2 separate regions of the Mus musculus genome follow, and region 1 is linked to region 2. The links are chromatin loops, found by intact Hi-C in ENCODE. Cell type or tissue: heart. All regions are shown on one strand. Links, peaks and the distances in the headings refer to the core of each region. The heading gives the core; the rest is flanking DNA. Region 1 overlaps Itpk1 (inositol 1,3,4-triphosphate 5/6 kinase). Region 2 holds the start of Itpk1 (inositol 1,3,4-triphosphate 5/6 kinase).

Region 1 (15,765 bases), core at 3,886-11,885, 110 kb before region 2:
AATAATTTTATTTGTGTGTTTGGAATGGGGCATGCGTGAAGGTCAAAGGACGACTTGCCAGACTTAGTTCCCTCCTTCCACCACGTGGGTTGTGGGGACTGAACTCAGGTCTTCAGTCTTGGTGGCAGGCACCTTTTCCTGCTGAGCCATCTCTCTGCCTTCCCGTCATGGGTTCTAACACTGTTGGATATGGGGCAAGGCCATGGAAACCGACTTGCTCTACACATACTTCCTTATACTTCTGCTGCTAAACAAGGTCAGGACAAAGGAGATTATTGGTGGGAAAGCAAATGTATTTTGAATCCCCAATATTAGTTTTTTGTTGCTTCTTGTCATGGTCCCCATGGCTAAGATGACAGTGTGCTCCCAGGAGGTGAGACCACCCTGTACTGGGCACAGACACCTGGAAAGGCTGAGTGTTAGTGGGGGTAGGGGTAGCCTGCTACCCACAGACTTGGAAACCAAGCCCAGAGTAAGCCAGCAGGCGCTCTTGTCTCATGAGCACGTTAAATCAAGACCCAGCCTCACCTTCTTCACGGAAAGCTACAAACACAACAGAACATATTAAGATGCTTAATCTCTTCTCAGCTCATTCTCCTTAGGCAAAGTCCAAACTCCAAGTAGGCACAATAGTTTGGGGTTGCATTCCTTGGGGACCCTGGGAGGGGGCTGGAAGCCAGCATCTGTAGACTGCTGCAATTGCTCATGTGCCTTTGCCCTCAACCTGTGGCACCCAGCGTCCAGTTGTATAGATCCAACAGAAGCTTGGGATCAAGCACCGCCCCAAGTCCCATGGGGGTGGGAAGAGCGGATCCTTCTGTACCGCTGTAAGCCTTTATTCAAATGAGGCCTAGGTCTGCACTACACCCTGAGCCAGAAAGGCCCAGCAGGTGACCAGCAGGCCTTCCTCCCACAGTTGTCTATGGAAGGAGGATTCAGATGGTCTTTGTGCTGCAGAGAGCAGGAGCCCTAAGGTAGGCGGCACCTGGCCTAGCATCGGTCCACTCACATCTCTGGCCCAGGGCTTGGCCCGCCCTCCTCTTTCAGGAAGATCCAAGCTGCTGGGATCCTACAAGGCCATGTCCTGTAAAAGAGACCAGACTTCCCAGTCAGGAGACTAGCATGACCTGAGTTTGGCTTCTGAGATCTCAGCATCTTTCCTGCGGTGGCCCACTCAGGCTTTTACACAGCACCTTGGATACATCTCAATACACTCTTGTTCTGTGCCAGACACAGTTCCACACACTCACCCTCACACTGCCCTCCCAAGGAAGTATCCCCATCTCCCACTTACAAACGGGGTGTGGGGTGGGGTGGGGACAGCAAGAAAGGCGAAGCTCTTTGCACGGAGCTCTCCAGTGGGCAAGCCATGCAGTTGGGGAGCCGCACTAGGCAGCTTGCTTGACTCAAGCCCGTGCTTCTCACCACAACTGCCTTGGTAGCAATATCCTTAAGGAGGGTGGCTGACTCACACACAACTGGACAAAGTACAGAGAGTGAGTGCCAGTGGAATGCTCGGCCACAAACGGGACACTGATGTCACCCCCAACCCCCAGACTACTGAGGAAGAACAGGGAGGAAGACTGTCAAAGCCAGAGGTTGGGAGGCCTGAGGTAAACATCGTCTTCAGGACATGACGGACCACTGCACTCATGGACTTGACGCAGCTGTGGGAGCCTGAACAAGGCCTGCGTGAGATCGGGTTAGTCGACACGCAAGACTGGAGGGGCGGCGGCTCACAAGAAGCAAGCCTTAACTAAGGAGCTACGGGCAGCAGATGGCTTCTGGGGGAGGAAATGCCAGGGGTAGCCAAGGGTTGGTCACCATATCAGAGGACTGACCCCACACCCATGAGCAGCAAAAAAAAAAAAAAAAACAAAAAACAAAAAACAAAAAAACCAAACAAACAACGGAACTCTGAGTTATTTTAAAAGAGAGAGGTGACATGAAGCCAGGGTGGGACAGGTGGATGGGGATGGGTGTGTGGGGAGTCAAGAGAGGAGTAGAGGATGAAGATGATCAAAATGTATTGTAAGAAGTCTCAAAAGAAGTACCCATTAAGAGCCTAATCCAGGGTGTCCTGAACAGCACGATTCCCCCTGTCCCCCACCCAGTCTGTGATGAGCCTCCCAAGACAGCTAGCTGTGTGTGCGTGCGTGCATTCATGTGTGTGTGTGTCTGTAAACCACCATGGCAACTCTTCCTATCCCAGAGCTCCTCACCAAACCAGACCCACAGGCTGTATCACCTATAGATATCCACAGTCCAAAGGGGGAACAATTTGCACGTCACACATACCTACAGTGTGTGCCCTGCCGAGGCACTGGGGTTTCTGGCCAGCCACTGCAGTGGGGTCTGAACCTGAACTACCCCTGTGCCCAGCACCCATCCTGCACACAGTCAGGAACCGATTAGGTTATCAGGTCAGCTGGCATGTCCTAGAACACTTTTCTTACTTAAAACAGGGATACGTTGGGGGTGAGCTGGTATACACCTACCTGTCTTCAGGAACCTAAGGCAGGAAGATTGGGAGTTCAAGGCTGCCTGGGCTACATGGTGAAAACCTAACTCATAAAAGGGGGGTGGGAAGGGGTGGTAGGTGCCTGAAATGACTGAAATGGGTAAGAAGTCTTGCCAGCAAGCCTGCTTCTCACAAGCTGTCTTCTGACTTCCACATATGCATTGTGGCATGTGTGCATGCCCCCTACACACATGCATCCAATACCCACGAAATATTTCAAAAGTGTCAGCAGCTATTAGATTGTAGTCTCTTGTTACAATGGTTCTAATCACCACATAATTATGATTTATCCATCACTGTATGTAATTTATAAATTACATTTTTGTGGTACTGAGGACTGAACCTGGGGACTCACAAACGCTTCGTGCTCTGCCACTGAGCCATATATCCCCAGTCCCGTGTTAGAATTCACTGTAGGTATGTGTGACTAGGGAAAACCACAGGAAACGCAGCATCCAGTAGTGCCTGAGGTTTCAACCACCTCCTGGGGTATCAGAATGTATCCTCTTTGGATCTAGGGTAGGGTGGCTGGAGGTGAAATCACCCCATCATCTCAATATATGTTTATAAAAGCATTTGAGGGGCTAGAGAGATGGTCTGGGAAGAGGCACGGACTGCCCTTGAGGAGGGCCAGGGTTCAGTACGTCGTAGCTTACAACCATTTTCAACTCCAGTTCCAGGCAATCCAATGCCTCTCTGATCGCCACAGGCACCAGGCATGCATGAAGTACAAAGACATATACGCAGGCAAAATGCTCACACACATTAAAAAACAACAACAACAACAAAAAAAAAAACCCAACAACTTCAGGTGTTTCTCCCCACCCCCACCCCCATTGAACCTGAGGTGAGAGCAGAAAAGGGTGAGAGCCCATCTCTTCCCAGAGGTGTCACTTCCAGAGAACAGGCGACATCCAGCACTGGGCAGACCAGACCCTGCCTTCCAACTCTCAAGTACGCAAGAGAGCCTAGAGAGGAAGAGGGGCCAAGAAAGAAGGACATGCCCGCCTAGTGATGTCCCAGTTCCTTTATACTAATTTAGAGATGGCTACCCACACTCTGAACTGCAGACCTCTGGCTGCCTACCCTATGCCAACCCTGGGAAGGGAGGGGGTCACTGGGACCCCAGTTCCCTGCTCTGGCTCCTGTCGCCAGAGTCATTCCAGTATACCTGTGAAATCGCAGTGGACTAAAAACCATTACTGCTCGCTCGCATTTTGGGTTCATCCACCACCAGGAAAAGGATAGCCTCTGCTAGATTTGAGAGCCTGGGGTACAGCAGCAGATAAAACAGAGGTCAGGTATGCTGCTGGGACCTGGAAGGAAACAAAGCACCCGAGGGGAGTGCTGAGGTGGGGTGTGCAGGCGGCCAGCTTGAGAGGGAGTCGGCTGAGCATGAGGGGGAGCCCAGCATGAGGGGGAGCCAGCTGTGACCAGTCCAGCGGGTGAACACTGAACCACCTTGCTGAGAGGGATGGAGGATGGGATGAGGACCTGCAGCATCAGGGCAGGAGCTCTGGCGGGCCAGGACCTCAGTTCCCAAAGCTGCCCGTGGGGAGCCATGGGAAGCGCAGGGTGGCCTCACCAGCAGGGACAGGATAAAGGAATTTTGGGTAAGCCTGGGCTGGGAGCCGGAGCGGCTATTTCTGGCTCTTGGAGGAAGGGTACTGTTGTTGATTTATCTGTCATCTTATTTTTGGAAGGGAGTTGGGCTAAGTGGCTTTTTTTGGTGAGGTTGTCTTCCTCTGAGGGCTGAAAATCATCAACCCCTGAGAAACTCCGAGCCTCCCCGCTTCCCACTCTTCTACCTCACAACCAGCATGAGGCTGGGATCTCACACAGGAACGACCGCTGGCATCCAGGCCACACAGAGTATCCTGTGCACTCTGCAGGTAACCACAGGGCAGGAGCTGAACCACTCACCAGCTGGAACCTTTGAAAGGGGACCGAATGAGCTAAGCTGGGTTGTCAGGAGTCTGGCGTGCAGCCAGGACCCAGCGGAGGAGACACACTGAGGAGCAGACATGTTCTGAGTCACAGCCATTCCCTGGTCCATGTCCGGGCTCTTACTGGCTTTTCTCAGTCTATTTCTGTTTCCATCTTCACCGTTTTATTTTTTAATAAATGAATCTCCCTTTTTCTTCTCTGCTTTTACAGAACACCGGTACACATGCGATTCCCTATGACCTTGTATCCCTGGTTGCTTGACTGCTGAAATTTCCCCCCAACATGCAGTGACTGGGCTCCAACACAGGGGGGGGGGTGGTCCACGGGAATGGTCTTTTCTCTGGTTCCTCCACACTGTGTCCCCAAGGGATGGAAGCACTACACTGCAGCACCAGCAATGAATGACCGTGCCGTTATGAAAGGACAGGATGAGGAGTGTGGTGAGGAATATCCCATCTCTCTCTAGGATCGTTCACCAGGCCTGACTCAGGGTGAGGCTGGGACAGGTAGCCTTCTGGGGCTTGAGTCCTGCTCAGTAGTCTGGAGTGACAATACAGCACAGCTGCAGGAAGAGAAAATATGCGGTGACATGGATGACACGAAGCTAACCACTCTGGGGTAGTGGGCAGAGCCTGGTGGTCTGTCCTCACCCTTCTCTCTAGTGCGGAGAAGGCACACCAGGCTGTCAGGCCAGGTCAGGCTAGGGAGAACCAGCAGCTCCTATTCCCAGTCACCAGAACTCCCAGGAGAGATGGGCAGCCAAGGCGCAGCAGCCCAGGCTAGAACTCCCTGTTCAGACTCTCAATTCTAATTATACCCTGGATAGACCAGGGAGGGCGCCACAGGAGGCCACACGTGACCAGGCCTAGTGACCATGTCCGTTCTGGTCTATACAGACTCTGCAGGCTCAGTCGGAGCTGGGTAACTCCCTAGACTTCCCAGAGCTTGGGTTTCACAGAGTTCAGCACAACAGGCCATGCCTGTGGCTGCACCCAAGCAGGCTGGCGAGCACACAAATGAGCAACGCACCAGACTACGCTCCCACCTTCCCTGCTCTGAGGGGGGAATCCACAGGAAAAGTGGGTTCCCACAGGCTCGGTGGTGTGACAGCCAGGGTCTGTCAGAACTGGGTGCAGCTTTGCCATTTCTTTCTCCCAAGGTCCCTGAAGTATGGTAGGAAATGGTTTTCATTCAAAGGGGGCGATGAGGGAGGGGGGCGATGAGGGAGGGGGGCGATGAGGGAGGAGGGCAATGAGGGAGGGGCCCATGGTATTGTTAGCACATGACAGTAAGACACAGGATCAAGGTTCTCCCTGACTCCTCTGAAAACAAGCATTGACACGGAACCAGATCTTAGGTCCTCCTCTCTGTGTGTGTTGGACCCTAGGGACTCCTTCCTGGCCTGGGGAACTCTTGCTTGTCACTCAAGCCAATTCTCTTGCCTGGATGGCCTTGCCGGGCACCCCTTTCTGTTCACATGGGAGGAGAACCCTGCTGTTGTGCTTGCCCTAACCAAATGACGCACCCCACTGTCTGACTTGGCTAGGCTCTAACAGGTCAGAGGAGGACCCAGGACACCCAGGTCTGCATCCCAGTCCCACCCCTCACGATCAGCTCATTTGAAACTTTTACTTCTCCGTGCCTCAGTTTCCCTACAATGAGGTCAAGACAAAATCAGTACCCGCTCCTCCGCTCCGGCGTGGAGAGAACGCATTTAAATTATGAAAGAATTTAAATTACAAAAGGGACACAGATTCACCTCTTGCCATCTTTGCTTTAAACTCTTTCTGTTTGGTAAGAGATAAACTGTTAAAGGCATGGAACCTAGTCTACTACCTGGCTTGCAGGGCCTGTTGCCTCAGTGGGAGCTGAAGAGGTGCCCTAGTTCAAGTCCTGATAAGATCATACCAAGAACTGGTTGTAGTGTCATTATTGTGTGCTTGTGTGTTGTACCCATATACACACTGTACATGGAGTGGTGAAGGGGCAGTCATCGTGCCTTCCTCAATCACTTTCCATCTTTTTTTTTTTTTTTTTGAGACGGGGGTCTCTCTCTGAACCTGACTTGCCAGCAGGCTCCAGGGATCCATCTGTCTCTACTTCCTGCCCCCAGTACTGGAGTTAGGGCTGCACACTGCTGTGTCTGCTCTGATGTGGGTGCTGGGGGTCTGAACTTGGGTCCTCATGTTTCTGGAGCACACTGAGCCACTCCCCAGCCATGGCTGCTCTGGCACGGTCAGCCCAGGCTGCTGTGGGTCAAGCCGTCAGCGGGAGTGAGCCATGTTGGAGATGCTCAGCAGAAGGGATCAAATGCTGACTACACACCATAGTGCAGGGACAGGGTACAAGCTGGGCACTGAAATCTCTGTAGCTCGGGGCCAGGAGAGTGTGGAGAAGAAGCCATCTCTGGGACGAAGATTCCCCCAAAGTAAAATGTGGCAGTGGTGATGAGCATTGCCTGAGGCCCCAGAGCCAGTCCTGTCACTATCATCTGTGCCTCTAGCCAGGTCACCACACTTCTCTCTCTTATCTGGTCTCCCTCATCTGCAGATGGAACGCTTTTACACCATCTACCTCTTGGACTGCTAAAGGAACATACGAGGCTACACTCATGCAGGGCGTTTGAAAAGTTCAAGAGGGCAAGGTAGCCCTGTTCCAATGTGATAGCGCCCTCTAGAGGGCACCTGGAATGCCCCAGCCTCAGCTCACTCACACAGGATCATCTAGGCCTGCTCTCCTAGGACATCAGACAAGGCAGCCCCCGTGGTCCCAGGACTGGGACTGCATCCCAGCTGCCCCTAGGTGTTCCTGGAATTCACAATCAGGAAATTGCTCCCGGAGCCTGTCACACATAACCGTCTTCTCTCCCCAGTGTTCTACCCCAAACCTGCGGCTCCCTGGCATCTCACAAGTCTCAGCACTGCCTTGCTACCCTAGGTTTCCATCACTGGAGACCTCAGCTCGCTTCTCAAGCTCTCCCGACACTGAAGTAGCTCACACTAAAGGGCTGCGCTTAGTTCCTGAAGCTCACGTGGAAGCCTCAGTCCTCTCAGCTCGGGGCTGTAGAAGAGAGGGTCTCTTTAATGAGGTATCCAGGTAAAACGAGGTCATCAGGGTTGGCTATGGTATAAAAGAGCCGATGTCCTTGTGAGAGGCGTTTAGAGCTGAGCCTGGTGGCACAAGTCCACAATCCCAGCTAATCGGGGGGTTAAGGCAGAGAGATTACAAGCTCAGCAGACCCTGCCTGAAAATTAATAATATTAATAATAATAAAAAGAGCTGAGGCGCCAAATGATAAGAGCACATGCTATCTTGAAAACTATCTACTATACATGCAGTCACCGTAAGTCCTAAGAGGGCAACTGGCTAGGGTCATTTGGGGCCAGTAAGGGATGCAGGGAGCATTCCACAGTGGCCACAGCTGGCGTTCTGCTCCCTAGGGTTTCAGAGGTCTTCTGTCCCATCACCCTCCCTACAGACAGCAATATCCCAACTTGGGAGCCTGGCTACAGGTAAGGTAATGTGGGAGGATTCTATGCAAATGAGGGCACAGGGCTGGAGGAGATCAACATCCCGGTGTGGGGCTGACATGGCCTGAGGAAGCACACTAGAGTCAGCCTCCTGACAGGTTTTCCTCCGGACCAGGCTGGTGACCTGTCTCTGTTTCCTGGAGCCAAGCAGCTATTTCCACCCGGAATGTTCAGAGCCCAGGAGTGAAGGAGCCAGACACAGGCTGGGACAGGGCCAGACATTCCTGAACCCTGACCAGCTGCTGTAAATGTGGATTAGCTCAGTGGCAGCTGTCCCCACTGATTTACAGCCCCTCCAGACCCTAGTGGGGCTCCCCCAGACTCTCAGGTTCAACTCCCAAACTGCAGTCACCCCTGTGTTTCCAAGACACATAAAACATAACGCCTGCAGTGCTCTCTCCACAGGATGTGTCCAGGAAGCAGAGATAGATGTTAGCTTGGCCCCAGCACAAAGACGATGCTTGCACTAGAGAAACTGTTTTTTAAACAGTTTCCTCCATTCCAAGGGGATTCTAAATAGTCAATAAGAAATAGAATAACAACTTTTTTCCCTCAACCCAAGAGAAGGGTAAGTCCCATGAGGATTTATTGGAGCAGAAACACAAGTGGGCAGTAAACGCAGTAAGAGACGCCGGACCTGTCTAGTCACGGTGCTAAGATGGGCTGGGTGTCCTCTCCCCCAGACAGAGCTGCCGGGATTAGACATGAACTGCTCAAGGGTAAAACGGCAAGATCTGCCTGTGTGAGCGTGCTCGGATTCTTCAAGCAAGACATCCCACCTCTGGGGGAAAATTTGTATAGAAATATACAGAAACATAGTTTACACAACTATAGCAACAAAACAAAAATGATAACAAAACAAACTCCACCCCTGCCAAGTCCAAACAAAACTAAGTAACACTATGCACCCAAATAGTCAAATGAATGATGACTGACTGGCTCAAATATTGAATATGATATTGTTAGGACACCCTCCCTTGTTTTTGTGCCTGACTCGGACACAGGGTGACAGATATGAAGGGGGTGCGGTTGTAGCAGTAGACATACGTGTGTATAACCCAACTTCTTATTTTTAGAAGTGTATGTGGATTTCACACATCCCTTCAAAGAATGAGAAGACTCCAGAAGGAAGATTAGCAGCTGATTTTGAAGACTTGAGTCAGATATAGCTACAGAGATGGCTCCGAGGTTAAGGGCACTGGCTGCTCTTCTAGAGGACTCAGGTTTGATTCCCAGCACCCACATGGCAGTTTGCAACCACCGGTAACTCCATTCCTAGGAGACGGAGTGCCCTCTACTGGCTTCCAAGGGTACTGCATTCATATAGTGCACAGACTTACATACAGGCCAAATACCCACATACATAAAAGAAATGAACTGATTAAAACCCATAGAAGTCAGCCTGGAATTTAAATGTCCTGGGTAGAGCAGATCTTTTGCCAGAAGCCCCATGAAGTGGCAGTTGTGTGCATGGGGGGGTATGGGTGTATGTGTGGGGGATATGGGGGTGTATACATGGCGGTTATGGGGGTGTATACAGTGTCACAGCTGACTAGACTAGAGTAAGAATGACTGTATTTTATTGATTCCAAGGCACTTGGAATTGATTCTGTCTTCCATCTATGAAATCGAGATGTGTCTCATAATGGGGCAAATCACTTATCACTTATTGGAATATGAAGTACCAGTGTATTTTATGATTCAAAAAAATCCATGCCACCATAGACTAATAATGTACATTCGTGTAGCTATCAAGGCTCTGAGAAGTGCTACAGCAGAGTAAAGCCACAAGCCAACATATCTGACACTTTCCCCTTTCCTCTGTTGGGGCTCCACGATGTACCAAGTAGATTAGAGGGGTGCAGCGCTGGAATCTGATGAGACAACTTGGCAGGTTTCGCAGCAGCAAATACAATGGTCAGGAGCCCTGCTAAGGTGCTGAACACCTTAGCACGGCCGGGCTGGGTGGTAGGGGGTGGGGAGACTGGACCTTCATCGTCATGCAAATGAACTGCTTCTTTCAGTGGCTCTGAATTCTCCAGCACCTCCATCTTCCTTAACCAAAACTTCTTTCCTGGCTAGTCTGTCAGTATTCATATTTAACACCTTTCAACTCCATTTTCTGTTCCTGAGTCTCACTGTAATTCTGTCTCCCTTCTCCTGTAGAGCCACAGAACACAGAGGGGACACAACCAAACTTTGGTTCCCGCTGGACCTAGGTTTAAGTGGGAGCTGCTGAGGCCAGTAACCCTCAGGAGGGCCTAGAGGCCTGAAAAGGTTGGGCCTGAGGGGTGGCAGTGGCCAGCCTGGGGCTATGCTCCCAGGTGATCTGCCCGCAGTGTGCTCTGGCCTCAGGGCCAAAGTGCTGCTCTTTTAAAGTAATCTATGGCCGTACTTGCAAAGAGCAATCAGGATTATGTTCTAATAAGCATGGACACTGAAGACCTTCTCTGGTCACGGTCACCTCCTATACATAAAAGGCACCCACTCCTGGGAACACTGCCAGCTGGCAGGGCCCCATAATGGCAGGGACCTGGGAATCATTAGCCATGAGCACCAGAGCCTCCCACCACAGCGCTATCCCTAAAAGCCACAGAGGTAGGCGGGCATGCAGGGGCCAGGGTACCCTGGGGGTTAGGAGCAACTCAGACCAGGCAGGTTCTATCCCAGACCTGCCTCTGGTCATCTTGGAACTCTGTCACTCGGCTCGATGTACTCGGGTGTCTTCATTTCTAACATGGGCAACCCTTCCTCACAGAGTCATCTTGGGAAAAGAGCCACCACAGTGTCAGGCATACGAGTCGACTGCCTGGAGCACGGCTCAGGTGGTGAGGCTGAGTGGGTGGCGCTAGCTCTCCTAGGATGGATAGCTGCACCCTGACCTACAAGCCCTGTCTCATCTTTAGAGAGCCATTTGTCCAGAGCTCTAAGCAACGTTCCTTTCTCTCCTCCTGGTGTCAAGATTACTCAATTTCAACCCTGCTTCCAAACCGCCTCCAAGATGAACCATGATTAATTTCCCATTAAAACCACAGGCAGGGAAGATTGCTTGTACTGTGCACACCCCTCCCTGGGGAGGTCTGTGTCTGGGACAGGCCATCTGGTCACCTCCCCAGATCGCGTGGGAGGTTACAGGAAAAGGAGGGCTGGAAAGCCAACCTCACCCTAAAGTCCTTAGAGCCCTAAAGAAGCCCTCTAGCCCTTGCCCTTGTCCCAAGACCCTTCCCAGTTGTTATCCCTAAGGACAAGGACACAAATCCATACCATTCAGCGACATTCGGATCCTCTCACATCTGGCTTCAGTCAGTTTGGGAACGGGCTAGAGTCATACCTTTAATTGCCTTGCCTGGCACAGCAGAACCAAGCCTTGACTTTGGGGCTTGTGTCTCTGGACGCCAGCCTTGTGAAGCACAGTGGGTTATCCCTGTGAGAACTGGCCTTCAAATGAATGCCAATTACAGTTTGTCGTTAGGGTTTCCTCCCTACCCCTACAAGCCCTGCACCGGGAAATGTCATGTTCCTGGGAGCTTCCATGTTTAGTCTGAACTAGGATGAGGCTCAGGGTTGCCTGTGCCTCTGCCTGAGGGGTGGGAGGTGGTAAAGATAGGCACGGGTACAGGCATGCCACCAAGTGGCTATCTCCAAGAAGCAGCTATATGAATGAGTCCCGGGCCAGGCTCTGGGTGTGTCACACTGAAACCTGGCCTCAGTGCTCTTAAGCAGCTGCATTGAGGAAATTGCTGTTGGGGTCAGGGGGCAAAGGGCATACCCCACACCAGCCAGAGGCCCAACAGCCCTTCCAAATGCCATTCATATGGAAAAGGCAGGTTTCCAAAGGAGGAGCTCGCATTTCGGGGATGACCAGAGAACGGACTGGTGCCCCCTCACATTCTGTGCTAGCTCTTCTTCCCAGTGCTAACATCTAGCTTTCAGCTGGGCAAATAGCTACACAGAAGAAGGATTAATTCCCAAGTCCTTGCAGCTCAGCATTCAGCTAGTTCTGGCCACTGGGAGACATATCGCAGCTTCCGAACCTAAAGATTCAGCGACCACTGTGGACCAGCAGGGCCATGCTATCAAAGAATGAGGTCCTGGGAGCTGCCTGGGTACTCACTGCTACACAGCCAAGCTGCAAGGCTTTTACAGAGGCCCAGGGAAGCCCTGTTTTACTCTGCTCTTATAGCAACTTACATGCTGAGAGTCTGCGGCTGGCTGGTGTAAAGCAGAGAACGGGTCTTGCTTCCCTCCTGGTCCTGGGGGACAGGAGATCTAGGAATGTGGTGCTAAGACCACACAAGGCACTGACCACACAAAGATGCTCGATGCTGACTGCTGAGCCTGGGGCATCACTAAAGGGGGGAGGGATGGTTCTCCTAGAGGATGTTCTGCCTGGAGAGGATGGGGGCATGTAAGCATGGATACTGGCCCAGGTGCCATGAGATCTCTGGGGCCCCTTCCTCGTGAGCCAAGTGCCTAGAGTCCAGAGAAGCCAAGTGTCTCTGCAGTAGCCTCTCCCGGCTCGGGCTTGCCTGAAGGCTGGGTTCTCAGAGAAGGGAGGGGCCCGGTGCACACCTCAGCCTCCCGGTGCTGGCAGCTTAGGAAGGGCTCACCAAGCCCCTTTTCTCTACACAAAAGCCCTGCCACTCGGATTGCTATAATTATCTGAGGGAATTTCAGGGGTAATTATGGTGGTTCACAGTACGCCTGAAAAGGGCTGTGTGCCTCCAAGAAAAATCAGGGTCTGAGGCATAGGCACATGAGTTCCCTTCCCAGGAAGGGCCCCTACACCCGTGGAGGGGCTGGCACAGAAAGAGCAGGGAGCCCACCAGGAGCCCTGCCATGAAACTGCCCCATGTGCAGGAAAGGGCGCAGGAAGTTCCCAGCCCACTGCCCTCCTGGAAGAACACAAGCTGGCTTGTGCAGGCAATAAGGAAAATTCAGGGTGCAGCACTCACAAGCTCCCCCCTCCCCTCAACACTTCCTGCCAGCCCAGAACCAATCCTGCTTTAGGGAACAGTCCGTGGTTCCTGTAAGCCCTGGCAGGCAAGGCTTGGAGACTGTGGCTATGGATCCAGCAGAATGGTTTCTGCCTGGCACCTTCCCTCCAGTAGCCTGTCCCCAGCCTCCATCCAGAGCCCGAGCTGGTGCAAGCCACTGTCAAGAGATCCAGAAGCTAGGTTCTCCTCACAGGACACTGGTGATGGGCTGTTCAAGGCTGCTTCCAGCCACATCTATCCTGATCTGACAAGTGAGAATCTCAACTCACTTGCTCAAGCACAGAAACATTGTAAACAAAACCCAAGTCCCACCTTACTCTCGGGCCTGGCAGTCTCAGAGTCCTTGCCTATCCCATCTGTCCACCCAGGCAGGTCATTTGCCAAAGGCATCCAGCAGGCAGGGAGCCCTCCTACATTTCCTCTGACTCTGAGTCACCTTGTGTCACCCCCATCCCAGAAAAGCTGCGGGGCAGCTGTAGCATAGCGGGTCTCAAACCTCCTAATGCTGCGACCTTTTAATACAGCCCCTCACGTTGTGGTGATCCCCCCATCATAAAATTTGTGTTGCTACTTCATAACGTTTGCTGCTGTTATGAATCATAATATAGATACCTGTGTTTGCTGATGATCTTAGCTAGAAGACTCCTGTGAGAGGGTCGGTGAACCCCCAAAGGGGTCGTGACCCACAGGTTGAGAACCACTGCGGTAGTAAACCAGAGATTGGGCTTCCTGGCCAGCCTCAGAGCAGTTCTGGGCAGATGAACCCGCTGTTGGTCCTTCTAGCATGTCTGCCCACTGAAGTCCCACTCAGTAGAATAAACTGACATTCACACAGAGGCTTGAGACCACCCCCTTTCATCTAAGATGGGGGACATTAGCAATGGATGCAAGAGAAACCAAAGGAACTACAAATCAGAAGTCCCCATGACCCTTAGATGCCATAAAGGCTCAAAAAAACAGAACACCGTCCTGTGGGCACAATAGGGAATGTCCCAGGTAGCACTCTTCTGTGCCCAGGAATAGCAGGGTCCACCTGGGGTTTGGAAACCTGTTAGCTAACTAACCACTGGGTCCTCTCTGGAACAAGTTCCATGCACCTTAGTTTTCACTGCCTTGTAGGACCTGATTGTCTGAAATCACTGACAGCTAGCGGGTTCCCTAGCTCCTGTGCGGGCTGAGGCCGATGCACTGCCACCCACCTGCTCCTTGATCACGAATTGCATGCTCACACCAGGCCTGAGCTGCCCCTGGAATGCGTGTAAGAGCCCTGCTTTCCCACTCCTACGCCTTCAGCAAGCTCACGAGACCTAATAAAGATGCTGCCTGGGCCCTGCAGTTATAGCAAGAACAGCCGGAAGCTTCTATTTCGGGGGACCCAGTAGACCAAACGGCGTCCCATGTCTCTACAAATGAGATCCCCTTTATCCTAACAGGTGAAGGTGAGCCACATGACCTGCGTCTTCCATATACCCAGGTAGAATTAGGTAACAAGTCCAAGATCACACAGGCAGCTGGGGCCAGATTCCAATTCAGCCTCGACCTGTCTGCCTCTGCTGTTTACATGGTGGCACCTTCCACAGACCCACACTCAAGGCTGTCACTTCTCACAGGCAGGCCTAGAACATCAAATGAAGTGTGGACCTGCCATCTTCTTTCACCAGATGGCCCCTCTCTCATATTCAATGCTACTTGCTCTTTATGCCATCGGTGTTCAAAAAAATACCTTTTTCTCATCCAGAGTTTTGGACCCATCTCATAAAACAAATCAAGCCATTCCGACCCAAGGAAGAAGGTTGCTGGCTACCTGCCATTTTGTACCCTCCCACACATATGTAAGAAGGCGTCGCCCTGAGAGCTCATGATAACTGGTAAGATCAGGCACCAGGAACGAAGCCCCTAGGCCCCTCCATGACAGCCTAGCCCAGCTCTTCCCCGGGAAGAGCTGTCTATATTCCTTAGAGAGAATGGAAGACTCGCCAATGCTCCAGGCGGGAACCTGGATGTACCGTCCACCCATGGTCATGGTTTTAAAAGGAAAGCTTAGAGGCAGGGAGCTGAAGCTCCAGAACTGGAGGGCCTCTGGGACACCACCGTGCTGGCTACTTCTTAGAACTCTACTGTAGTTTGAATATAGTATGTCCGTCCGTCTGTCCGTCCATCTTCCAAAGGTCTGTGTGGTTGGAGGTTCCTAAGGCTATAGTGTAAATGACTGAATCATTTAAGTGGTGGAGGGTGTGTGTGTGTGTGTGTGTGTGTGTGTGTGTGTGTGTGTGTGATTCCTGATGCCACTGGGAGTCCCTGCTAGTTTTCACAAGGCAAGGGAGCTGTTATTATAAAGGAGGCAAGTGTCATTGTCCACAGGTCACCGTCTGAGATGTGGCCATTTGCTTGCTTCCATCTGTGCTCCTTCCAGTGTCACCCACCATGAGGGAACACAGTCAAGGGACAGCTCTGCACTGTACTGTTTGGACTCTAGCCTTCAGAACGACGAGGTAATTAAACCTTCCTTTTATATACACAGCTGAGCTCAGGTATTTCATTATGATAACAAAACGCTGACTGATACCAGCTCTGAGCCTCATCTGTGAAATGGACAGGATCGCTGTGCCCAGCAAACAGTGCTGAAAGACAGACCATAAGAGGCTTAGGGCCAAGCACATGGTGCTTACCCAATAAACGGACACTCCCATATCCCTATCCCCTCTTTCAGGACTAGCTCTGGTCCTGTCTACCAAAATGTGCTTACGGATTCCGCTAGCACGGCAAAGGG
Region 2 (15,765 bases), core at 4,100-12,099:
CTCCTGGGAGTGATTCTCAAATCCTCACATATCTGGAGACAGATCCACCCTAGTGAACCTTAAAAACAGGTGGTGGGAGGGCACAGTGGGGTGGGGGAGGGGACATCACAGGCTTCGGCTTGGCACCATAAGGGGCCCAGACACCAGCCTGTGAGGCCCTGCTGGGGAGATGCAGGCCACAAAGGCTGCTTTCTGAGAAGGCTCAGAGCAGGCAAGACAAAGCCCCAGACAGATTCAAATAGCCCAATGGGAATGGCCAGACCTGCTCCAATACAATCATGCCCTCACTCACAGCTCCCAGAAAGGGCCTGTTCCCTGGGAGACTTTAGTTCCAGCTGTTAGGAGGGGGCTCAGACCTTAGATCAGGATCTACTGTGTGACCTCATACCAGCCTCTTCACCCAGGAGGTCTTGGTTTCACTCTCCCATACCTTCCCCAAAGCTGGCTCTCCAGGAGCCCTGGAGGGGGAAGGCTGCGGTAAACCCAGTTCAAGCAGAAAGGAAGACCCTTGAAACATAGGCCTTCTGGTGAAGGGCCTGCTTTCTAAATCCAATATTACTTTTGAAAAGGGTGTGCCTAAGCGTTCTCTCAGAAGCTAGTTTACCAAAGTGAACAAAAACAAAGGTTCTCCTTATATCCTACCAGTCAGAGACCACATCTCAAAGTCTCCACTGAGTGCCCGAAACCTGCTAATTCACTGAGAGGAACAACTAGGGGAGCCTGGGATGCTTGATGATTAGGAATGGAGCCAGCAGGGTCATGGGCCCAGCCGTGTCTGGTACCTGCAGAACCCCCTCAGTCTCACTATGCTGAAAAGAAATGCAAACCAGGGCATTCCTTCTCACCCCCCACCCCCCATCTGGCCAGTGCCTAGCACTGTGTGCTGAACATGTGGGTTGTAGCTCCTGCCACCCTGTCACCCTCTGAAACTGCAACAGTAAAACTGTTTCAGAACTGCCAGGAAAAAGAATGTCTGTGACCTCTGACCTGTCAATATACATCCAGGCAAGGGATGGGGCACCCACTGTCAAACTGTCTAGAAGGTAACCTCAGAAGAAGAAAAAGTCTCCATCCTTTCAAGAGCTGAACCACACTGCATATACACAGACAGACAGACAGACACACACACACACACATACAATGATGCAGAAGCCCCAAAGGAAGCAGCAATGTGGAATTTCCCCAAGATATACAACCCCATGCATAAAGTGCCACTGTAAGAGCAGGGACAGGCTGCAGGCTCCCCCTTGGTCACATCAACGCCCATGGAGACAGCCTGCTGAGTTCCCTGAGCAGCTGAGCTCAGGGCCAAGAAGGGACAAGCTGGCTTTTCATTATGTGCTTTGGGCCCTCTGAATTTTGCATCATGTGCCTGTATTTTAAGAGGGGTGTGGGGAGGGGGGTCTTGGTGGTGCACACCTTAGATCTCAGCACTTAGAAGCAGAGACAGACAGGTCTCTGTAAGTTAGAGGCCAGCCTGAACTACAAAGCAAATTCTAAGTCAGACAGGGCTACATAACCCAGGATGGCTCTGAACACTGTGTAGCCAACCTTGAACCTCTGGCCATCCTGCCTCCACCTCGAGACCGCTGCAGTTGTGGGAGTGTGCACCACCACACCCAGGTTTTATGTGGTGCAGATCAGCCCCAGGTGCTGGCTCATGCACGCTAGGTAAGCATTCTACCGGCTGAGCTTCATCTCAAGCCCGAAATATGTGAAAAGGGGGGAAATCAGGAATGTTAGCTAACAATAGTAATGAGATTATTAATGAAGACAGCATTTTCACAAAGCACAGAATGAATGAATTCTTCAGAATGACCTAACCAAAAAAACAAAAACAAAACACGAGACTACCTCCTTGCATTCATAATTCCTTCAGATTCTCCAGCTAGGGGGCTCCAGCAGCCCATCAAAGACAAGGGTTGTAAGAGCCAGATGTAGGTGGTAAAGTACAACAGCCACCAGGCAGGGTGGGCTGACCTGAGGTTCAGTTCCACTAGCCCCACCTCTTAGCAAGAGAGTCAGTTAGCAATGATCACAGACCGTACCCGCAAAAACTTAGTCCAAGGTCACTAAATCTACAAAGCCAAATGGGCATCACATGGATGGTCAGTTGTGAACCCAGCCTTGGAAACCTAGGCAGTTTTTAACCAAAGACATCTATCTACCCCCACAGCAGGTCTAGTCTGTACCCAAGAGCTGGAGAAAGAGATTTATTTGCAAGGCTGGGTTACATTTTTCATGGGCTGCTGTAAATTGAACCTGACTCAGGATGCCTCTCTCTATCACAGCTCTGAGGTCATAGCAAAGCCAGCTACTAAAATACACAGAAAAATGCCGGGCTACAGACCAGCACCATTCAATCCTGGTAACGAGCCTCTTCTCTCCCCCTGCAGAATCGCCTAGAATTGCAGCCCAGAATACGAAGCTATTTCAGCAGAAAGCAGCCTCCAGATGGCTTTGTTTTAAAGGATAAAATAGGGTCGGGGGTGTAGCTTAGCGGCACTTGCCTATCACGCACAGGTTTGATTCTCTAGCGTAAACACAAACGAAGAAGACTGCCGGGTGCGCTTGGGAATACCTAGAAACCCAACACGAGGGAAGAGGCCAGGGCAGAAGGAACAAAAGTTCAAGGCTAGCCTAGGCTACATAGTGAGACTCTGTCTCAAATCATGGGGGTGGGGTGAGGTGGGAATATACAGTCCTGGGGAAGAGACAGGCCCAGAAGCATTCTCCAAAACCAGGTTATTGCAGGCACCAAATTCCAAGCGCCACGAACCAGCACTACACTGTACTTCAATCTACTGCCTAATACCAGCCCCAGACTCCAGACAGCGCTCGGTGCGCCTGAGTATCAACAAAGTCCTGGGTCCCTTCTGAAACCTGTATAAACAGGGGTCCTGGCAGGTTAGGACACAGAGATAACTTGGTCCGAGATGTCTCTGTGAGCCCATTTCCCCAAAAGCTGAGGTAGACCAGATGGCCTCCAGGTTTCTCAAGCACAAGAGCCCCCTAGATATGCGGCTGCAGGAGCCTCCACAATGATTCATCTTAGCCTATCAAGGACACTGGACAAACACGGAGGCAGCTTTCTCCAGTAAAGACTCGGGCCCAGCTCACATAAGCCTTCCAACTGATGCCAGAGTCCCTCACAGGTAGGTCCCAAGCCTTGGTTTCCCCATTTCTATTAGAGAGCTTGTATGAGACGAGACACATTAAAATCTACAGTGGAAAGCTGGGTGTGGTGGCTTACATTTTTAATCCTATCACTCACTGGGGGCTGAGGCAGGAAGGTCTTCGGGTGTTTGAGGCCAGAATGGGCTAGAGAGTGAAAATGTCTCAAAGTAAACAAAAATTACAGAAGACAGGCAAGGCTCCCCATCACCTTGCACCAAAGGGTCTTCCACCTACAACGCAGCTTCCTAGAAACAGAGGGGAAGGAGAGGAGATGGAGGAGAGGTTTAACCACCAAAGAAGGAAACGCAGGCCAGCCAGCTACCCTCAGCTGAGCACTCCCCAAGGCCCAACCTCCCGTTTCTCCACTTCCCCTGGGAACCTTGACTGCCCATCTTAAAAAAGCCACATCAGGAGGGATGAGGGAGCTTCCAGGTCACTTCTAGCTAGGGGCAGAGGCAGGTTCGAAGGGTAAAGGAACTTAGCCAGAACATATTCCTGTACTTGGGAGGAGACACCAAGGAGGGGTGGGAATAAACAAGGCCTCTGGAAACAGGTTAGTTCAAAGCCCATCGGCTGGCTAGCCAGAGGCCCCATGCTATCAGGGCACATATTTAAAAGGTTGGCTTTTGTACCTGCCTATGATAGGTAGGGCACCTGCCAGGAATTGGCTCCAACTGCCTATGGAAGGGCCCTGCGCACTCTCCTCAGAAAAAAAACAGAACCTGGTACACTGCAGAGGGCATAGCTTGACCTCAAAAAGGAAAGCATCCCTAGAGACAATTAGCAACAGCTGGACATTAGCAAGGGTAAGAGTGACTGAAAGGGGAGGTCAAGGTCTCAGGGATGGACTGGGAGCTCTTAATGGAAAGGAGACATATGGACCATGCTCTCTCTGGCACCCGCGACCCCACCCCCACCCCCGGTCTGTAAATCCAGTGAGATGAATCCCTGCGAAAGGATTTTTACAAGGCCCGACCATCAGCTAAACCACTCATCCCAGGGCAGTTGAGCAGTCCTCATGGATGCACATTTGGAGCACAGTTCAAGTCATTTCCCAACATCCCTGGCCCTTTTTGTCAGGAAATTCACAGACAATTCACCATCCATCAATACACGAGCACTGCACCCCCAGCTTCTGAATGTCAAGAACAGGACGACGCCCATTCACAGGGTCTCCGGGGCCACTTAGACCACTCCAGCATTCACAATAAACAAAACACAGTGGAGGGGGGTGGGGGGAGGGGTCACTATCTCAACAGTTGTTTAGTTAACAATGTGGCCACCAGGGGGCTCTGTCCTGAAAGTGAAGAAGCAACAGAAAAACTCTTTCTGGTGTTTTCTTTTCCTTCTTAAGCTTCAGCTACAAAGCATCGAAAGCTATACTAATAAAAACGCACAGTAGGATTCCTGAGCTGCTGGAACGGCCCAGAGACTTTCTGCCATCCCTCCGAAGCCAACACTTGGGCAAAGGAAGGCAAGTAGACCTTGAATTCAGCCACCCTTCCTGAGAAATGAATGCTCAATAAGATTTCCGCACCCCGGGTTCCCTGAGACCCCCACCCCCACCCCGCGCCTCTTTAAAGGAGGGAGGGCCCACAGGAAGGGCAAGCCAACCGGCAGGTCTGGGAGTCGGTCCTCAACCCTTAAGTCTCTGCTAGGAGTCTTCTGCTACAGCCTGCTAATTACAGAATAAAGCACACCAGGCCAAGGACAAGCCTCGGGTATAGATAAAGGGTGACACAAACCCAGATTGCTATCAATAACAAGGATGCAAGGGATGAACTGGGGTTTCCCAAGAATTATTTGACAGCAGGGGGAGCTGTGGTCCCCTCAAGTCAGAACTGGACTTCCAGAACACGACAGAGGGGCTTCTCCAAATTTTTCTGCTGTCTAGGGCAACCTTTTCAGTGTGTTTATTTATGGTACAAACGTCCAACTGTCCTTTAAAAAAAAAAAAGTTCCATAAGCCCTGGGCTTTTCCAAAGCTCTGGCTCGAGTTCCTCTTGATTTTCTTGTGAATTCTGGGCTGCACTGAACGCCCTGCCGACCGTGAAAAGCCTGCTTTCTCCTAAGAGGCCTGTCTGGGAGACTCAGCCAAACCCACAAGGGAACTATAAGGGGCGCAGAACCAGGGCCCCCTTATAAATAGGCATTATCCCATCCAGTTGTGGTCAAGGAGGGCCTGTAAGGCTTGCCTGGGGCAGAGAAGCAGCAGGCTCTTGGACAGCCATGAGGGGCAAGGCAGTGCTGCCAGGGCGGCCTCTATGTGCCAGCTCAGACTGCTAACTAACCCCTGTGCACCAAGGGATAATGGAAGCCCAACTGTTCAATTCTCCAAAATTCGGGGCACCCACCAGGGATGGAACTACAAGTGAAGTCCATTTTCAAAAGTCAAATCTACTAAGTGAAAAGACTACCTAACAAAAGGTTTCCACCCGGAGTTTGCAAAAGGCTTCGGGGATGGGGTGTGGGGGCTGGATTCTCTTAGGCTTTCATTGAGAAGCTGTAACCAATAGCTCTGCGGAGAGGCAAGGCACACCTGACTCTAGGAACCCAGCACTTCTGTAATGTATTAAGAGCAAGCTCCATCAAAGCCCTCGGTCTCTGCCACTGAAGCACCAGCGCAGGGAGAACGAGGTGCTCAGCCGGAATGGCAGAAGACAATTCTACCCTACGTGGGTCCACCCATCACTTTCTATGCTCTGCCACTCCTTGGCCCTGGGACTACAAGGCAGGTACCCCACCTCTCTGCTGGTAGGTGTCCCTCTTCTAAGACACGTGGCCCAGAATCACCATCCTGGCTAATTTGCGAGGCTGCTGCGAGGCTCTAATGAGACAGCAAATCACCACAGACAAGCCAAGTATCGCTACTCATTTCAACTGGGCTTAAGCCGGCTGATATGCAATGACAGCTTCAGGAGCCGTGCACACGCGAGGCACGTAGTAGGCTCCACACAAACGCCGGTATCCTGCTCTACTAAGGGGAAGAAGAGGGAGGAAGAAAAACACACCAGTCCAAAAGTACCCTCTAACCCCTGACTGCTGGCGTGGACTCCCCGATTTCCCGGGTCCCACCACCCTGGACGGCCAGGGATCTCCCGGCACGACCCCAGTGCACCTGAGAGCCGCGGTCCGAACCCAACGCCCACAGCGGCCACGCTCCCCTCGGACACAGCCCGCGGCCCCCCGCGGCCACCTTGCTGCTCCGAACCAGCCCTCAGCGCGCGCCGCTCCTTCCCGGGTCGCCGTCGTCTGCCCCGCGCCCGCCGAGGGTAACCAGGCTCGGGCCGCGGGGGTCCCCAAGCCGCGTCCCTCCTCACCTGCACAGCTCCGCGAAGGCCTGGAAATTGAGCTTCTTGACTTTCTTCTCGCTCAGCCAGTAGCCAACTCTCTTCCCTTTCAGGAAGGTCTGCATCTTCTTCCTCCTCGGCCCGGGAGCCTGGGTCCGGAGGAAATTGCCCACAGGCCGAGCGTGTGGGGCCGGCGCGCGCCGCGAGCGTGCGGGCACCTCCTCCGGCGGCGGCGGCGGGGACGCGGAGCGGGCTTCAGCGCGCGGTCCTACCGGGCGGGGCGGCGGGCGGGGCGGGCCGGGGCGGGGCGGCGGCTGGGGGGCGGAGGCTCAGCGCGCCGCGCCACTGGCTGGGCCCCGCGGGTGGGCGCGCCCCGCCGCCGCCCCGCCCCCTCCGCCCCGCGGGGCTCGCCCGCGCAGGGACGTGCGCCCCGCAGCACCGTGCGCCGCTCGAGGACTCTAGGGATCCCGGGCCGCCGCCCGAGACCGCACCCGAGCCTCGAGCCCGAGCTGGAGCACGCCCTCCCGCGGCGAGGGTTCGCCCGCGCGTGCCTCTCGGACGCGCGGGGACCCCCTCGGGGAGCGCGCCGCCGTGTCCCCCGCCCTTCCTGCCCCAGCGCCCGCGCACACGCCACGCACACGCGGGGCCTGGGGCAGAGCTCCCGGAGGAGGAAGCGCCGGTTACCGCCAGGGGGCGCCAATGAGTCTTAAAGGCGCCGCCGCTAGTGGCGGGGTGCTGGATGGTGGCCAGGGCAGAGTGGGGTGAGGGAGTCGTGGTGTGGGCGCCTTGTGTCTATCTTGGAGGGCGGCCAAACCACTGGGCTTCGTTGCTCCTTGGCAGCACAGCGGGGATTGCCCCCAGAGGCAATTCGTTGCAATTGTCCTGTACTATCTCCACAACTGCCCCAGGTTCACACTCTGGGGTCCCTTTCAGCGGAGGGAGAGAAGCAGCCAGAGTGCACATAGCATCTTCAGGAGAGCCTTTTCTTTGCTAGGTGAAGGGACGTAGCTCGGCGTCTGACTTAGTGCTTTGGATCCTCTGAGCCACCTGCTCTACCCCGGCCTATGGGACAGTACTTAGCATTCCAGCCATCTCCAGCCTATGCTTTAGGCATTGGGAGGAGAAATTGGAGGCTCTCCCCAGACACAGACAGGGAAAAAAAAATGGGTTCCCGTGTGTAAAGAAAGACATTTTATCTGGCTTTGGAAATAAAGACAATTTTTGAAGATCTGAGATGAGAAAAGGCTTGAAGAAATGAAAGCTGTTAGTAAAGTGACAGAAACGGGCCTTGACCAGACTTGAGGAGTTACACCAAGTCCCTTTTTCCGGCTTAGATCCTGACCTTGGGCAGTGTCCTTGGTCCCCCTTGGTTCAGTTTTAGCAAGAAACCTCCTGAGTCAGAAAAGTTCGCCATCCCTGGTATCAGATCACTGCGGCCTGTCTGCAGTAAGAATGCTGTCAAGTGGGGCTGCTGAGATGGCTCAGCTGGTAAGGGTACTTGTGGCCAAACCTGACAACGAGAGTTCTATTCTCCACAGCGTAGATGGAGAGAACTAAGTCCATGTTTTCCTTTGACTGACACTCATGCTGTGGCATATACACACACAAATAAATAAATGTAAATAATAATAATAATCCTGTCAAGTAAATTGAGCCAGAATCCCAGGAGCCCTGGTGGTTTTGCTCAGAAATTCTCCACCCACAGATGTTCCACTCTGCTCCTTGGCAGTGACTTCCCATCTTTCCTTGTTGCCAGAGTGGAGCTCAGTTGCTCCCCTACTGTGGAGCCTGGGTGCTTCTTTAAATAAGATCTAGTGAGTTTAATTTTTCTTTAATTGGAGAAAAGGATGGAAGAGGATTAGAGAACCCACATGGCTCTGGAAAGCAGGGACTTTGTATCCTGGACCATGGAAGCCAGAAGACAAAGTGTAACTGCACCCATTCAGCTCTGTGCCTGAGGAAGATCGCTTCTGTGGAACATCATGGCCAACCTAGAACTGAGAGAAGAAATGGGGACCGGAAGTCCAAGAAGGTGAAAAGAAAGGGGTTAGGGAGCAGACGATGGCCAGTGCCTCACTGCTGAAGTCAACAGTAGAAATTCCCACACCCTGGCACAGGCTGTGGGTTTCTCTGGAGTTGTGTGTCTGGGTGGTTCAGGATCCCTGCTGGAGTTCCTTCCTTCCTTCCACACAAGCAGGGAACCCAGGGTGTGGCGGGGTAGTGCCGGCCTTGTAGTCCCAAGATGAGTAAGGCAGAGACATACAAACCATTGAGTCCTGGAGCATGTGATGAGAGCCATGTGAGTCCTGCCTCTGAGTGACTTGAGACTATGACATTGAAAGACAAGTAGGAGTTTGGGGTTAGGGGCACCTGTCTAGATGAAAGCTGAGAGAGTTCAGAGGGTGAAAGGGCAGGAAGGGTAGACTATGAGCCAAGGAGAAGAGCGGGATAACCAAAGGGATGTGGGGGGAAGACTAGGGGGCTGGCTGGTGACTGAGACAAGTTATTCTGTTGCTTTCATCTGTAAATTGGGCAGGAAATGCTCCACCTGGAGTTTCCCAGAGGACGGAACACGCTAGTCAGGACCTCGCCTTCAGGGCAAGTGAGTTCAAGGTCCGAGAAGTTCCGGGGCTCACCGAAAATCCTTCAAGACCCAGCCTCAGGGCTTGTTGTATTCTGATCACTTTGGAACGGAAGTGATCAAGGACCCACTGACTGCTGGGTAACTTAGCAAGTCCCTACCTAGCCTTTAGTGCCTTGGATCCTCTGTTCTAACTGAAGAGAAGGTTGTGTTTGTGCAAAAGCACTTCAGGATACAGAAGACTGATGGTTGTGCTGTCTAAAAATGTGCTTAAAAAAAAAAAAGACCCCTAGTCTATCTCTTCTCAGCCTCCTCCACCCTCCATGTGGGAAAGAGGATGTTGGGCTAGAAGCACAGAGATAAAGATTTGAACAGGTACCTGAGGTAGACACCATAAGGAGGTGATATTTGAACAAAAGTTCAGCAAGGGGAGTGGGCATGTCACACAGATACCTGACTGAGGTGAGGCTGAGGAACAGCAAGAACTTGGGTCTGATGTCAGCAAGGGGCAGTGAAGAGGTAGGCTGGAACAGAAAGAGCTGAGGAGAATATGGCGGGGGTTGGGGGGTGCCAAATCACAGAGGGCACCTCTTAATGTAAAGGAAGTCTCATGATTGACAACGGGACCTTGCCTGGTTTTACTCAGATCACCTGGCTACTGTCTTGAGACCCTGTCAGGGAAGCAAGAATAGGGGAGAGAGAAAAACAGGAGGTTCCTGCGGCAACCCAGGCCAGTGATGACTATGGTGAAGCTGGGAAGGTAGTGAGGCACGACCAGGCTCAGGGAAGAGCTGGAAGTGAAAGCCAGTGGTGTCGGCTATGAGCAGTACGTGCAACTGCAAACGAAAGAGAAGGCATACGTGTTCTGGATCCCGGCCTGAATGACTGCAGAATGGAGTCACCAAGTATGTAAGACAGGGAAACAAAAGGAGGCACCGGTTTGGGGCCTCAAGTCAGGAGTTCTACCAGCTATTCAGTGGAGAGAGCCGGCACGAAAGCCATCCGATGAAAGAGGCTGTAGTTCGGCCCGTGACTCAGGCTGGAGATAACATCGAGACGGGTGGCGTGAGTGTTGAGATGTTACTTGGAGCCACAAGACTGGATGAGATCACCTAGGGTGTAAGAGCAAGCAGAGGAAAGGTCAAGGATGGAGCCGAGGCACGGTTCAGAGGCCAAGAGGAACGGAGGAACCAGCAAAGCAATGAAGAAATAAAAGGAGAGCTGAGAGAGAACTGGGTGCAGCCCAGGCAGCCACTGCTGGCAGAAGGGGGCCACCAGCTGGAGAGCAAAGGGACTGAGGGTGACCCTGGAGCTTAGGGCAGGAGGGCTAGTGTGACACTTGGAAGGGCAGGTATCAAAGTATCTCTCAGATATGGGATTTCAAAAAGGAAAAACCTGGGGCTGGAGAGATGGCTCGGTGATTAAGAGTGCTGGCTGCTCTTCCAGAGGACCGAATTTAATTCCCAGGACCCACATGGCAGCTCACAGCTGTCTGTAACTCTAACTCCAGGGTTTCTGACACGCTCACACAGGCATACAGGGAGGCAAAACACCAATGCATGTAAAATAAACATTAAAAAAAAAAAGAAGAAGAAGAAGAAAGAAAAACTTGCCAGGCATGGTGGTGCACACATTTAATCCCAGCCTGGTCTACAAAGCAAATTCTATGATAGCCATGGCTACACTGAGAAACCCTGTCTCTAAAAACCAAAAAGAAAAAAGAAAAGAAAAGAAAACCATCGAGTATAATAGAAAGTCTGAGAGGCTTTCTATAGAAAAATGGAAGAGGGGCTGGTGAGATGGCTCAGTGGGTAAGAGCACCCGACTGCTCTTCTGAAGGTCCAAAGTTCAAATCCCAGCAACCACATGGTGGCTCACAACCACCCGTAATGAGATCTGATGCCCTCTTCTGGTTCGTCTGAAGACAGCTACAGTGTAATTACATATGATAAATAAATAAATAAACCTTTAAAAAAAAAAGAAAAAGAAAAATGGAAGAAAGAGATGTAAGAGATGGCTCCATTGTAAAGTGCTTGCCCCACAAGCATGAAACTCTGAGTTCTACCCCCAAAACCCACAGGAAAAAAAAAAAAAAGGAGCCGGGCAGTGGTGGCGCACGCCTTTAATCCCAGTACTTGGGAGGCAAAGGCAGGCAGATTTCTGAGTTTGAGGCCAGCCTGGTCTACAGAGTGAGTTCCAGGACAGCCAGGGCTACACAGAGAAACCCTGTCTCAAAAAACCAAAACCAAACAAACAAGGTGTAGTAGTGAAACTTATGTGTAATCCCAGCACCAGGGAGGCAGAGGCAAGCGGCACCTGAGGCTCACTGGCCGCCAGCCCACCTAGCCTAACTTGGGAGCTCTGGCTTAATAAGAGAACCTGTCTCAAAGAATTTCGATGGGGTTTTGAAAAGTCTGGTGGTGGCCTCCACACTCACAAGCATGCCTGCACACGAGGGCACACACACAGTTGCACACACATACACACACACACACCCTGAGTTTTTCTCAGGGAAATGTGAACCCTGATATTTTTATGTGACCAGAGATAGTGTCATTTCTGAAACAACACATGAGAATACAGACTGGGGTGAGAGGACTCTGGTTTTTCACTTAATATTTATTGAACTATTAAAATATTTTGGAGGGCAGGGACGATGACTTAGTGGGTAAAGTTCTTGGCTTGTAGCCAAGATCAGATCCCAAACATCCATAAAAGAGTGGGGTGTGGGAAGGGGCATCTGTAACCCCAGCTTTCAGGGGGGAAGACAGGGGAATGCCTGGAGTTTGATTGACAGCAAGACTAGCCAATTGGTGAGCTCTAGGTTCAGTGATGATGCTCGGCCTCAAAGAAACAGAATGAGAAAGAGGCCATCTAGCACTGACTCAGGCCTACACACACACACACACGCACACGCACACGCACACATGAACATGCACATACACTGCATACACACAAATATATGAGTAAATAAAAGGTCATTTTTCATCATATGGTACTATATGTCAGAAACAGTTATAGCAAGGGGGAAACACAGGGTTATCACAGAACAGGAAAGTCTGTCGAGGACTGTCTACAGTGTGAGTTCAGGGCATAGCTACTCTGCAGAACGACTGTTGACAGAAAGAGAAGTATCTGAAGCACCCACGTGGGTGCTTCTATATCTTTTTCCTTTAAAATTTATTTTATTTTGCTTTGTGTGTAGGTGTGAGGGTTCTGCTCACATGTACATCTGTCTACCACATGTGTGCCTGCTGTCCACAGAGGCCAGATGAGGGCATCAGATCCTCTAGAAATGAAGTTACAGACTGCAATGTACGTGATAGGCATCACCCCCAGGTCCCCTGGAAGAATAGTCATTGCTCTTAGCAACTGAGCTGTCTTCTCCAGCCACTCCCACCTTTTTCCCCCAAAGATTTTACTTTTAGTTATGTGCCTGTTGTGTGGAGGGATAGGTGTTGTAGTTATGAAAACCAGAAAAGGGCACTGGACTCCCTAAACTGGAACTGTGGCTCGTTATGGGAGACAGGAACTGACCCTGAGTCCTCTGTAGGAACAGCACGTGCTCCTAACAGCTGAGCCATCTCTCCAGTCCCCATGCCTGTAAACATTATAAATAATTCCTTACCATCATGTAGACCTTAATTGATATCACTGTGGTTTGAGCTGGTCCCAGTGTGAGGTTGACTCTTTAAGGGGCAGAGCCTGGTGGAAAGTGACTAGGTCACTGGGGTGCTGACCTCTGAAGAGATTAAGTCGTTTTCACTTGACCCTGGTTGGTTTCCATAGGAACTGGCTGTACAGAAGGCACAACCCTGGCCCTGAACATCTCCTGCTTCCTCTCTTCCCATGCTGCCTCCCCCTCCTACCCGGGCTCCCACCATGGTGCCATCTGCCACATTGTGATGAAGCCAGAAGTCATTTGCCAAAGCCAGGTAGAGGCCAGTGCCACGCCGTGCCATGCTTCTGGACCTCTGAAGGTATGAATCAAATAAATATCTTTCCTGATAAAGTGCCCAGCCTCAGATATTTTGTAATAGTGACAGAAAATGGATGGATATATCAAACATCCCTCCTTGCCTTGAAAAGTTCTCATTACAACTGGTTCGTGCAATCCAGGACCCAAAGCTGTCCCTCTGCGGCTCCTGTCGATTTCCTCTGATTGAAACCAGTTCTCCTTGGGAAAGAGATCGAATTGACTGTAGTGGGGAAGGTGTGTCCTGATTGGCCTGACTGGTGTTTGCTGGCTCCTCTGTCCCCAGTGCTTGCTGCAAGTTGGAAGTTGGATAAAGTCTTAGTTAGGAACAAGTTAAATGCTTCTGGCTGGAAGGCAACGCAGACAGTATGATGTCTGCCAGGGGATGCATGAGGTCTGGTCATGCTTAGATATTTCCGTGCATGGTTCTGGAAGGCCAATCCAGAGTCTTTACCACCGAGCTTCCTGCCTGGCCCCACTCTAAGGTATTTACATATGTAGCCATCCCATAACCACAGTTCCCAGTCCCGAGCTGGCTTTCTCTGTTCTTCCTCCCACACCAAGCACACCTCTTCTCTGAATGGAAGGAGGTCAACCCTGTTCAAAGGTCACAGATGATTTGTTTTCTTTCGGACAGGTCACACTGTGGTATCCGTGAGATGCAGTCACTATACTCTCATTTCCACAAATTAGTCACACTTTTCTTTTTTTACATTTTTTAAAAGATTTGTTTAATTTATTTATATGAGTATACTATAGCTGTCTTCAGACACACACCAGAAGAGGGCATCAGATTGCATTACAGATGGCTGTGAGCAACCATGTGTGCTGGGAATTGAACTCAGGACCTCTGAAAGAGCAGTCAGTGCTCTTAACCACTGAGCCATCTCTCCAGTCCTTAAAGTTTTTTTAGATTCTTAAATTTTATATGTTAGTGTTTTGCCCCTACCTAAACACACACACGCATACACACACACCATGTGCATGCCTGAAAAAGCCACCAGATCCCCTGAACAGAAGTTACTGATGGTCAAGAGCCATCATGTTGGTGGTGGGAATCAAACCTGAGACCTCCACAAGAACAGGAAGTGCTTTAAACCATTAAGCCACCTCTCCAGCCACGTGTGTCACAGATCTTGCTAATGATCCTGATAGACAATGTTGCCTAAATCATCGATTTCCTTGAAGGTAGCAAGACAGGGCAGATGCTAAAGTTACCCCTGAAAAGAGTGGGACAAGAGAGACTTAAATAGGGGGCTGGAGAGATGGCTCAGTGGTTAAGAGCACTGATTGCTCTTTCAGAGGTCCTGAGTTCAGTTCCCAGCACACATGGTGGCTCATGGCCATCTGTAATGCGATCTGATGCCCTCTTCTGGTGTGTGTCTGAAGACAGCTATAGTATACTCATATAAATAAAATAAATAAATCTTCAAAAGAGAGAGGGGGGAGGGAGAGAGAGAGAGAGGGAGGGAGAGAGAGAGAGAGAGGGAGGAAGAGAGAGGGAGAGAGGAGATGATTGTCTCAGGGGATGGCAGGTGGAGGTGCTCGCCTAAGTTCGAGCTTCAAAAGCCGGTGAAAGGAGTGAGTCAGCCCCTGCAATGTGTCCTCTGACTTGTCCTGAACTGTGGCACTCATATAAAAAGGTGATTAAAGAGACATTCATTTAGGGCTGGGAATGTAGCACAGGGGTAAAGTGCCTAGCAGGCACATACAAAGTCTTGAGCTCAACCCTTGACTGAAAGAGAGACAGAGAGCAAGAAGAGAGAGAGGACAGAGAAGCGATAAAAGAGTGACGTGGAGGAGACCCTTAAATACACGGAGTCGCCAGGTAGCGGTGGCCCACACCTTTAATCCCAGCACTTGGTAGGCTGAGGCAATTGGATCTCTATGAGTTCCCGGCCAGCTTAGTTTATAGAGTGAGTTCCAGGACAGCCAGGGCTACACAGAGAAACCCTGTCTCGAAAAAACCAAAAACAAAAAACATGGACTCCTCGGGGGAAGACAGAGGGCCCTCCAGTGTAAGGAAGGAAGTAACGGCTCAGAGAGGCACGGCAATGCAGCAGATGTTTACAAGGGAGCTCCGTAACAACTGCCCTCTGTACAGGCCAGTAAACGGAGGTGGGAAGGAAGAACCTGCCCCTGAGCCCGTCAGAGAGCCTACCACACACAGCCCTGAGTTCTTGCTACTTGAGCCTGAAAGAGCCTGGAGCCCAGAGCTCAAGCCTTCCTGACCGCTGCTACTTCTGCTCAGACCACTGCTTTCGGTCTGAACCGAAGTGAACAGACCTGCTAGTGACGACCGTTCTTCTCCACAAGCGCTCCTCTGTGACTGCTATCGTTCCCCGAGCCTGGGAAATAGACCTCACAAAACCGTCATTCGCCTCCGTGCCAAACATTTAGTGACATTCCTTCAGTCCTCTGTGGCACTTAGAAAACACAGCTACTGACTAACTATATTAAGAAATACCAACTACTGCCCAACCCCAGGCAGCCCCATGGGCCTTGGTGATGTCTACCCTATAGGGTCATGGGGAAAGAGGCCTCTGGTGGCCTCTTGGATCCTAAATTGCTTTTCCTGGCAGAGCCCCGCCCTCCAGCTCTTGCAGACAGGCCACGGCAGTTTGTCTTCGCTTTATGAGAAATTTATATTCCAGGGAAAAGAAATAGAGGGGGCTCACAGACCACATGCCTTGGTGATCAGCGCTTTAACTGATACCTGCTGATGTCCAAACAGCATCCAC

What was found. A loop is a pair of places that touch in the nucleus more often than their neighbours do. Peaks named below come from ENCODE experiments on the same cell type or tissue, not always from the same donor. Only the 100,000 strongest peaks of a DNase experiment are listed, where the experiment ranks them.
Region 1: a loop joins it to region 2, with 2.6 times the contacts of the local background. A loop is called at or near these places in 6 of 42 quality-filtered maps.

Annotation. Positions count from the first base shown.
Region 1 is chr12:102,589,458-102,605,222 of GRCm38, forward strand. The region is part of intron 4 of Itpk1 (inositol 1,3,4-triphosphate 5/6 kinase); the gene reads right to left. Among named protein-coding and RNA genes, the nearest start is that of Chga, 42 kb to the left of the region's middle. In heart, for the core only: CTCF peaks have their summits at 5,294, 7,146 (motif pointing left) and 9,298 (motif pointing left); DNase peaks (open chromatin) are centred at 4,484, 8,174 and 11,074; H3K27ac peaks cover 1,269 bases.
Region 2 is chr12:102,698,225-102,713,989 of GRCm38, forward strand. It overlaps Itpk1 (inositol 1,3,4-triphosphate 5/6 kinase), which reads right to left and starts at 6,645. Exons shown (of 10, transcript NM_172584.3): 1 at 6,498-6,645. The coding sequence starts at 6,592. It overlaps Gm30296 (a long non-coding RNA gene), which reads left to right and starts at 12,551. Exons shown (of 4, transcript XR_001780676.2): 1 at 12,551-13,028. RefSeq lists an enhancer at 1-548. In heart, for the core only: CTCF peaks have their summits at 4,477 (motif pointing right), 5,013 (motif pointing right), 7,163 (motif pointing right), 10,325 and 1 weaker place; DNase peaks (open chromatin) are centred at 4,427, 5,437, 6,457, 7,087 and 2 weaker places; H3K4me3 peaks cover 3,352 bases; H3K27ac peaks cover 1,810 bases; H3K27me3 peaks cover 792 bases.